2 separate regions of the Homo sapiens genome follow, and region 2 is linked to region 1. Evidence: chromatin loops called from intact Hi-C (ENCODE). Cell type or tissue: heart right ventricle. All regions are shown on one strand. Each heading gives the region's core, and the rest is flanking DNA. Links, peaks and the distances in the headings are about the cores only.

The links. Peaks named below come from ENCODE experiments on the same cell type or tissue, not always from the same donor. Only the 100,000 strongest peaks of a DNase experiment are listed, where the experiment ranks them.
Region 2: a loop joins it to region 1, with 4 times the contacts of the local background. A loop is called at or near these places in 6 of 110 quality-filtered maps.

What each region holds. Positions count from the first base shown.
Region 1 is chr17:79,706,467-79,710,192 of GRCh38, reverse strand. It overlaps LINC02078 (long intergenic non-protein coding RNA 2078), which reads right to left and starts at 2,927. Exons shown (of 2, transcript NR_109783.1): 1 at 2,537-2,927; 2 at 1-1,721. It overlaps MIR4739 (microRNA 4739), which reads left to right and starts at 2,944; the gene lies at 2,944-3,017. RefSeq lists enhancers at 1,842-2,463, 2,464-3,085. In heart right ventricle, for the core only: a CTCF peak has its summit at 1,392 (motif pointing right); a DNase peak (open chromatin) is centred at 1,412; H3K27me3 peaks cover 810 bases.
Region 2 is chr17:79,103,329-79,107,054 of GRCh38, reverse strand. RBFOX3 (RNA binding fox-1 homolog 3) reads left to right here. Exons shown (of 15, transcript NM_001350451.2): 6 at 267-404; 7 at 2,929-2,982. Among named protein-coding and RNA genes, the nearest start is that of ENGASE, 30 kb to the right of the region's middle. RefSeq lists an enhancer at 2,977-3,726. In heart right ventricle, for the core only: no CTCF peak of the experiment used is centred there; no DNase peak of the experiment used is centred there; H3K27me3 peaks cover 1,646 bases.

The DNA of each region.
Region 1 (3,726 bases), core at 403-2,902:
CTGGTGGGTGAATGCCAGGGTGCCAGTGTCAGGGACGGAGGGGCTGGTGGGTGAATGCCAGGGTGCCAGCGTCAGGGAGGGGAGGGGCTGGTGGGTGAATGCCAGGGTGCCAGCATCAGGGAGGGGAGGGGCTGGTGGGTGAATGTCAGGGTGCCAGTGTCAGGGAGGGGAGGGGCTGGTGGGTGAATGCCAGGGTGCCAGCATCAGGGAGGGGAGGGGCTGGTGGGTGAATGCCAGGGTGCCAGCATCAGGGAGGGGAGGGGCTGGTGGGTGAATGCCAGGGTGCCAGCGTCAGGGACGGAGGGGCTGGTGGGTGAATGCCAGGGTGCCAGTGTCAGGGAGGGGAGGGGCTGGTGAGTGAATGCCAGGGTGCCAGCATCAGGGAGGGGAGGGGCTGGTGGGTGAATGCCAGGGTGCCAGCGTCAGGGACGGAGGGGCTTGTGGGTGAATGCCAGGGTGCCAGCATCAGGGAGGGGAGGGGCTGGTGGGTGAATGCCAGGGTGCCAGCATTAGGGAGGGGAGGGGCTGGTGGGTGAATGCCAGGGTGCCAGCGTCAGGGACGGAGGGGCTGGTGGGTGAATGCCAGAATGCCAGTGTCAGGGAGGGAGGGGCTTGTCGAAGAGAAACTTTCTTCAGGGCCATTGATTTCCCTGCCTTGTTTGAAGTGCCTGGATTGGGCTCTCTGAAACCAACAACATCTTATTAGAAGACAAGGACTTCTTCTCTTTTCTTTCTTTCTTTCTTTTTTTTTTTTTTTGAGACGGAGTTTCACTCTTGTTGCCCAGGCTGGAGTGCAATGGTGTGATCTCGGCTCACTGCAACTTCTGCCTCCCAGGTTCAAGTGGTTCTCCTGCCTCAGCCTCCCGAGTACCTGGGATTACAGGCATGCGCCACCATGCCTGGCTAATTTTTGTATTTTTTAGTAGAGATGGGGTTTCTCCATGTTGGTCAGGCTGGTCTCGAACTCCCGACCTCAGGTAATCCTCCCGCCTCGGCCTCCCAAAGTATTAGGATTACAGGCGTGAGCTACTGCTCCCGGCCTTTTCTTTCTTTAGAGACAGGGTCTCTCTCTGTCACCCTGACTGGAGTGCAGTGGCATGATCACGACTCACTGCAGCTTCGACCTCCCGGGTTCAAGCGATCCTCCCATCTCAGTGTCCTGAGTATCTGGGACCACCACGCCTCACTAATTTTTGTGTTTTTTTTTTTTTTTTTGTAGAGATGAGGTCTCGCCATATTGCCCAGGCCTGGCAGGTGTTTCTGATAGTCACAAAGCCCCTGCTACTGGGGAAAGAGAAAGGAAGGCCCAGCTAAGACCCAATTAAGAAAATCCCAGAACCAAGAACGAATTGACTGTTCGGCTTTGGTAATCTCCAACGTGTCCACCAGGTGGTGCTGTCCAGCCACGAATCTCCCAGCTTTGATCTCGGGCTTTGGCCGAGGGCACCTCCAGGGCTGGGGTCTCTCATCGTGTTGTCCCCACTTTATTCCAACGTCCACCCCAGGCCTGGGGGAGCCCAGGGAGGACCGAGTCTCCTGGGCCCCGCAGGGCGCACAGAGGTGAGTTTGGTGGTGCCGTCCCGACCTCGACAAGCATCCCAGCGAAGCAGGCTGAGCGCCCGGCTGGCTCCCTCAGGTCCCCTCTTCCGGGCCTTCTCCGTCCTGTTGATTTGGGTGTTTTAATGCAGGAAAGTAGGACACTGGTTGTCACCTGCCTGCTCCTACAAGGAAAATGCATGTTTGTGTGGTTATCCGTGGCCACCCCCACCAGGGCCTGCGGGGGGCCCAGTGCAGTGGAGGTGGGGAGGGGACTCGTGGGCTCCAGGATCCGTGGAGAGTGAGTGTCAGCGGGAGGGCGTCCCCCGACCTTGGTCAATGGAAGCTGCTCTTCCTGGGGGTCCTGCGGGAGGCCCGTGATGGGGGTGGGGGAGGAGGGGTAAACACCGGGCCCTGATTGGCCGCCTGTCCTTGGGTCTTTGCTGGTCCTAAGAGGGAACGGGGAGCACAGCTGGGGTCACAGCCTCAGCTGGGACTCCTGCCCTCCAGCACCTCAGCATCCTCCCTGCGGGTGCTCTCCTGGGGGCTGCTCAGGGCAGGTGGCAAGTAGGGGGCTGTGGGACCAGAGACAGGGGGTGGACATGCCCAGGGCCTGCCCTTTTGGCCTGCCGTGGAGACCCACCCAGGAGCACCTGGGGGCTGACCCTCCCCTGCAGAGAGCAGGGTGAATCCCAGCCCTGCCCTCACCTAACAGCCGGGTTCGAGGGGAGCGTAATTTATAATGAACCCCACTCCTCCCCCAACACCCGCCACAGGCAGGAGCCAGCCTCTCTCCTGACACCAAAGTCATGCTCCTGACCCTGCAGGCCACAGGGTGAGGAGGACCCAGAGGGGCAGCAGGGTGGGGGCGTTTCATAAGCCAGGGAGAGCTGCCCCTGTACATCCTCAGGCCTCACAGTGGAGTGAGGGGCGGGGGTCGCCTGCGTCCTCCACAGGAGCTCCTGTCATTCCACCTCCGGGGGTGCACTTGCCGACTTACCCCAGCCCTGGACTCACAGGCTGTGCTGCTGTCTGCCCAGGGCCTGGCGATTGCTGCGCCCATGATGGGTCCCACAGGCAGGCCCTGCCCTCCCATCGCTGGCTTCTGAGCAGGGGCTTTGGGGCTGCTGGACCTCAGAGGCAGAGCCGGGGCTTCTGGTGTCCCTATGTCTTGGATGCCTGGTGTCCTGAGGCCAGCGCCCCCCAGCTTGCACTGGGACCGTCCATGGAAGCAACTCCTCTTTCATCTCAGGCACTGGGGGTCCCAGGGCCAGGGAAGGGGCTGCGCAGCACCTCAGGAGCCCAGAAGAGCTGCCCGCCAGGGAGGAGGAGCTGGGGGGAGCAGAGGCCTGGACCAGCTGGGATGTTCCCATCGGCGTGTCCCTCCCGCCCAGGCCACGTGGGCAGGGGAGGAAGAAGGGAGGAGGAGCGGAGGGGCCCTTGTCTTCCCAGAGCCTCTCCCTTCCTCCCCTCCCCCTCCCTCTGCTCATCTCATCATGAGACAGCTGGCAAGGGCCTTCGGCTGCCCTGGAGTGCCCCTGCCCTGGCCAAGCTCTTGCCGCCCCCTTCTTCTGGAGGTGCCAGATGGGGCGGGCCCAAGGCAGTGGAGGTCTGGGCCCTGGCTCCAGCTCTGTCTCCTCCTGAGGGCCCTGGAGGAGCCAGGAGGAGGGCCTAGCAGGGCCGGGCAGATGGTGGGCCGGGAGGAGGGGCTGCCTGGGTAGACGGACCGACTGGCAAGACAGATGGTGGACCAGGCAGGGGTCCGGAGCCCGCCCCATCTGCTCCAGTCCCTGGTGGGACTTTTCTTGTCCACCTCGGGCTGAACTGGGATGGACTGTGTGGGTGGCTGTGGCCCAGGCCGGATTCTGTCACACTGGGTCCTCTGTCCCTGGGGCATGGCCAGCCGGGTGCTCATCTGGGGTCTTGAAGCCTCCTCCTGGCAGCTGGCACGTGGCTGGAGGTCATCATGTTTCGGGGGCTCCTGAGGGTCTGGGGGCCATGACTGAGCAGAGCCTGGGGCGCGTCCCGGGAATGAAGCCACCGCTGCAGATGAGGGGCTTTGTAGGTGGGTGGGTGACTGTAGCCCCTGGAGGGGCTGCCTGGGGCCCAACGCTGATAGGGCCCGGGACAGGAAGATGCTTAGTCACGTGTTTGCGCTGCAGGTGCACCCCCAGCCCAGGCGACATCAAC
Region 2 (3,726 bases), core at 606-3,105, 600 kb after region 1:
CACTGGGATGGCGGGAGGGAGGCGGCCTCACCTGCACAGTTTGGGCGAAGGCCTAGAGGTGGGGCCTCTCTGTGTGAGGTGCCCCTGTGCTGTATCTCATGGGAACCGTCTGCCCAGATTCTGCCAAGGATCCCAGCCCAGGGATGGGGGAGAGGCCCAGAAGGGTGGGGAGAATCTGGCCTTTAGACTCTGCCGACCCTTTAGCAGAGGGGATGGGCAACCCCGCACACAGAGGCAGCCTCCACAGCCCAGTCCTCTCCCTGCAGCAGACAGACGAGGCGGCACAGACGGACAGCCAGCCGCTCCACCCCTCCGACCCTACAGAGAAGCAGCAGCCCAAGCGGCTACACGTCTCCAACATCCCCTTCCGGTTCAGGGACCCCGACTTGCGGCAAATGTTCGGGGTGAGTGTGCGCGGCCCCACCCATCCTGCCCTCCACACCTGCCCCAGCTCCAGGGTGGCGCCCACAGGCCCTGCCTTCCTGCCGACACCTGTTCCCCCGGGTTTCCTGCCTCCCACTGCGCAGGGAGCCTCCGGGGCCCCAGGATTCCTTCCCTCCTGGGCCCAGCCCTGCCCTGACCTGAACCTGCTGGGACGGTGGCGGGGAAGAGGAAGGCCTCAAGCTGAGGAGTAGGGGGATCTGTTGCGGCTGCCCCTCAAACCCCACCCCTCCTGCTCCCAGCCAGAAATCCACCCATGCCCCCCAGACCACCTGAGCTCAGGGGTTTCCTAGAGTACCTTGGGACCTCGCAGCCAGTTTGGTTATGACCGCCCTGTTCCCACATTCTGGCTCCTGTCTCCTCGCAAGAGGGTACCTGGAGGGGCAGCTCAACCTCCCATAGAGCAGCAGCCCCAGCCCTGGCCTCTCTTGTGTGCCCGGGGGCCGGGCAGTCAACCTCTCCGGGCCTGTGTCCCCCGGGCCCCCAGGTGGGGAACTTGGAACCGGATGCACAGTCAATGGGAAGTGAAGCCCCTGCTGGACTCCGAGGGCCTGTTCCGGGTTTTGCACTGTAGGCTTCAGCCCCGTGGTGGGGTCACCGTGAGAACGTGCAGGGCTGCCCCTGGGTCCTGGGTCACTTTGTTGTTATTGGACTTGAATGCGCCAGGCAGGTGTTGATGCCTGCAGGGGGCTGGGGCTGCCGAGTGGTGGGTGAGCGGCAGCAGCTGGGTGGCTCAGCCCAGGCTCCCAGGCCTGCCCTGGCCACAGAGGACCACGCAGCCCGGCCGTGTTTCTTCCCTCCCTCCAAACTTCTCTTCCGCCTGCCTGCCACGGTGCCCACCCCACCTCTGCTGCGCAGGTAGACAGCCTCTGGCTCCTGAATCCCAGCCTCTCCCCTCATGCCACCCTGACCCAGCTGGGATTTGTCAGGCAGACTGGAAGCACCTCTGGCAGCCCCAGGGTGGAGAGGTCCCCGTTCACCTACCCCCTGACGTGATCCCTAGAAGTCCACTCCCCGTCTCAGGAGCCCGGCCTGGTTGGATTTGCAGTCTAGACTCATTGGAGGGCTGGCATGACTTAGAATCATCAGATGGCAAGGACTCTGTCCCTTCTCGACTCTGGGTCCTGAGCAAGCTGCCAGGTTTCTCTGGGCCTGGGGCTGCCCCTTAATAGCAGCTGACATTTTGGAGCTCTGGCTGGATGCCCCCTGCAGGGGACCTGTTTACATACACTCAGTCCCTGCAGGACGGGGACACCATCCCCTGTCAGCTCCCTGGGTCCCTACAGGACAGGGGCACCATCCGCCATCAACTCCCTGGGTCCCTGCAGGATGGGGACACTGTCCCCCATCAGCTCCCTGGGTCCCTGCAGAACGGAGGTTACTGTCCCCCTCTTTTCAGCACCTGGCAGAGTTGGGATTTCATTGCTGTCTGGCCCCACTGGGGCTTGCTGCACCCCCCGCCTCCAGGACTGTGTGGAGGTGACTGGGAAACCCCCATCAGTTGCCTGCACTGCAGGCTTCAGGACAGGCCCTGGGGACCTCAGAAGTGTTGTTCGGGGCTGTTCACAGGCTCATGGTCTCAGTACCAGTGAGAGAGACAGGGCTGCCCCATGGGGACTATGGCCAACAATGGGAGGGAAGAAGGCAGCTAGAGCGTCATGGCCCAGCTGGCCCAAACGACCTGAACAGTTGCTCAGCACCGCACGCCAGCACAGCCCCATGACAGGCTGTGCAGGGTCCCGGGGGCCTGGGCGGAAGACCCTCCTATGCTTCCCTCTTGCCCTCACACCCTCAACCCCATTTTCCCCCTGCCCAACCTCCTCCCCATCTCAGGGAGGCCTGAGGGTCCCATTTCCCAACCAGGGGTCCTGCTCTCCGGTGGCCTCAGTCTCCATTTCCTGACCCCAGCACTTTCTCTTCTCTGTGGCACTTTGTCCCTAATGGACACTCATGTCCCTCTGTCTCCCTCTCCCCCATCCTTTAGAGAAGGGTCTCAAAGCAGACCTTTACCCTTTAGTGTGAATTAGGGGTGGGGCAGTCATGCCTTGGGTACCCTATCCCCACTGTAACCCTTTCCAAGTGGCCATGTCCTAGCAGGGTGAGGAGGGGACACTGGTGATGTGCCTACCCCCATGCCCAGCTGGCAGCTGGAGTTAGTGTCCTGGCAGTAAAAGCTCCCCAAGGCAGAAGGGAGACACGGGCCTCCAGGAGAGGCTGGGAGAGCTGTCCCTGTCCCCACACCACACCAAGGACCCTCTTGGTGATGCCTTGGGCACCCTATCCCCACCATCGCCTTCTCCAAGTGGCCAAGTCCCAGCTGCTCCATGGCCAGGGGTGGGAGGGGGTCCCCGGTCTCCTTTCCCAAGCTGGGGGCCGAGGGCAGAGCACAGGCATGAGCGTCTCAGGAGTGGAGCGGGCAGCTGGGCCAGCAGTCTTAACCCGCACTTTCCTGTCTGCCCCACTCCCTCTTTGTCTCTGTCTCTGCAGCAATTCGGAAAAATTTTAGACGTGGAGATCATTTTTAACGAGCGGGGCTCCAAGGTGGGTGCCGCACGGAGCTGCCGCCTTACAGCGCCGGCTGTAGGTCCCGCCAGGCTAACGTGTGAAATGTGCGTTTCCTTCCTGGAGAGCTTCGCGCCCGAGGACCCCTGAGCGACACGGGTGCTTGTATTCCCCGCTCTTCCGCCCCCACCCGCCCCGCCCCCACCCCAGCTGTCTGTGTTGTTGCTGCCGCTGCCGCTTTTTCTTTCTGAGCCACCAGGACCTCTTGCCTGCACCCCAGAGCCCTGGGCCCCAGGTCCGGGCCCCACCCCCACTGAACACTTACCCCAGGGGACCACTGGCCTTGAAGCTTGAGGGAGGGGCTACAGAGAGGGCAGGCTGGGGAGGGTGTCCGGCGGAGACAAGCCCTACTCCCCTTCCAGGAAGGCACGACCCTCTACCCTGGGCTCCGAGGGTGGAGATGGGTGGGCTGCCCCTGCAGGTCCTGAAGCCCAGCCTGGGCCCCCTACCCCAAGGTGGGGTTCAGGGGGCAGGCCTGGCCTGTGGTCAGGTATGGCGTCTCTTATGTGGCTTTGGCCTGTCCCTTTGGAGATGCCGGGTGATCAGCTCAGGCTGGGCTCAGGCTGGGTCAGCAGCTGCCCCCCTGGGGCCCATACCCCTCCTGGCATCCTGCCGGTGGCCCTAGGACAGACCTCTGGGCTGCCTGCGTCTCTGCCTCAACTCACCTGACTCAACCCCTTCTCTCTCTCTCCCCACTCCCCTGCCCCCCTCCCACTCCTCTTC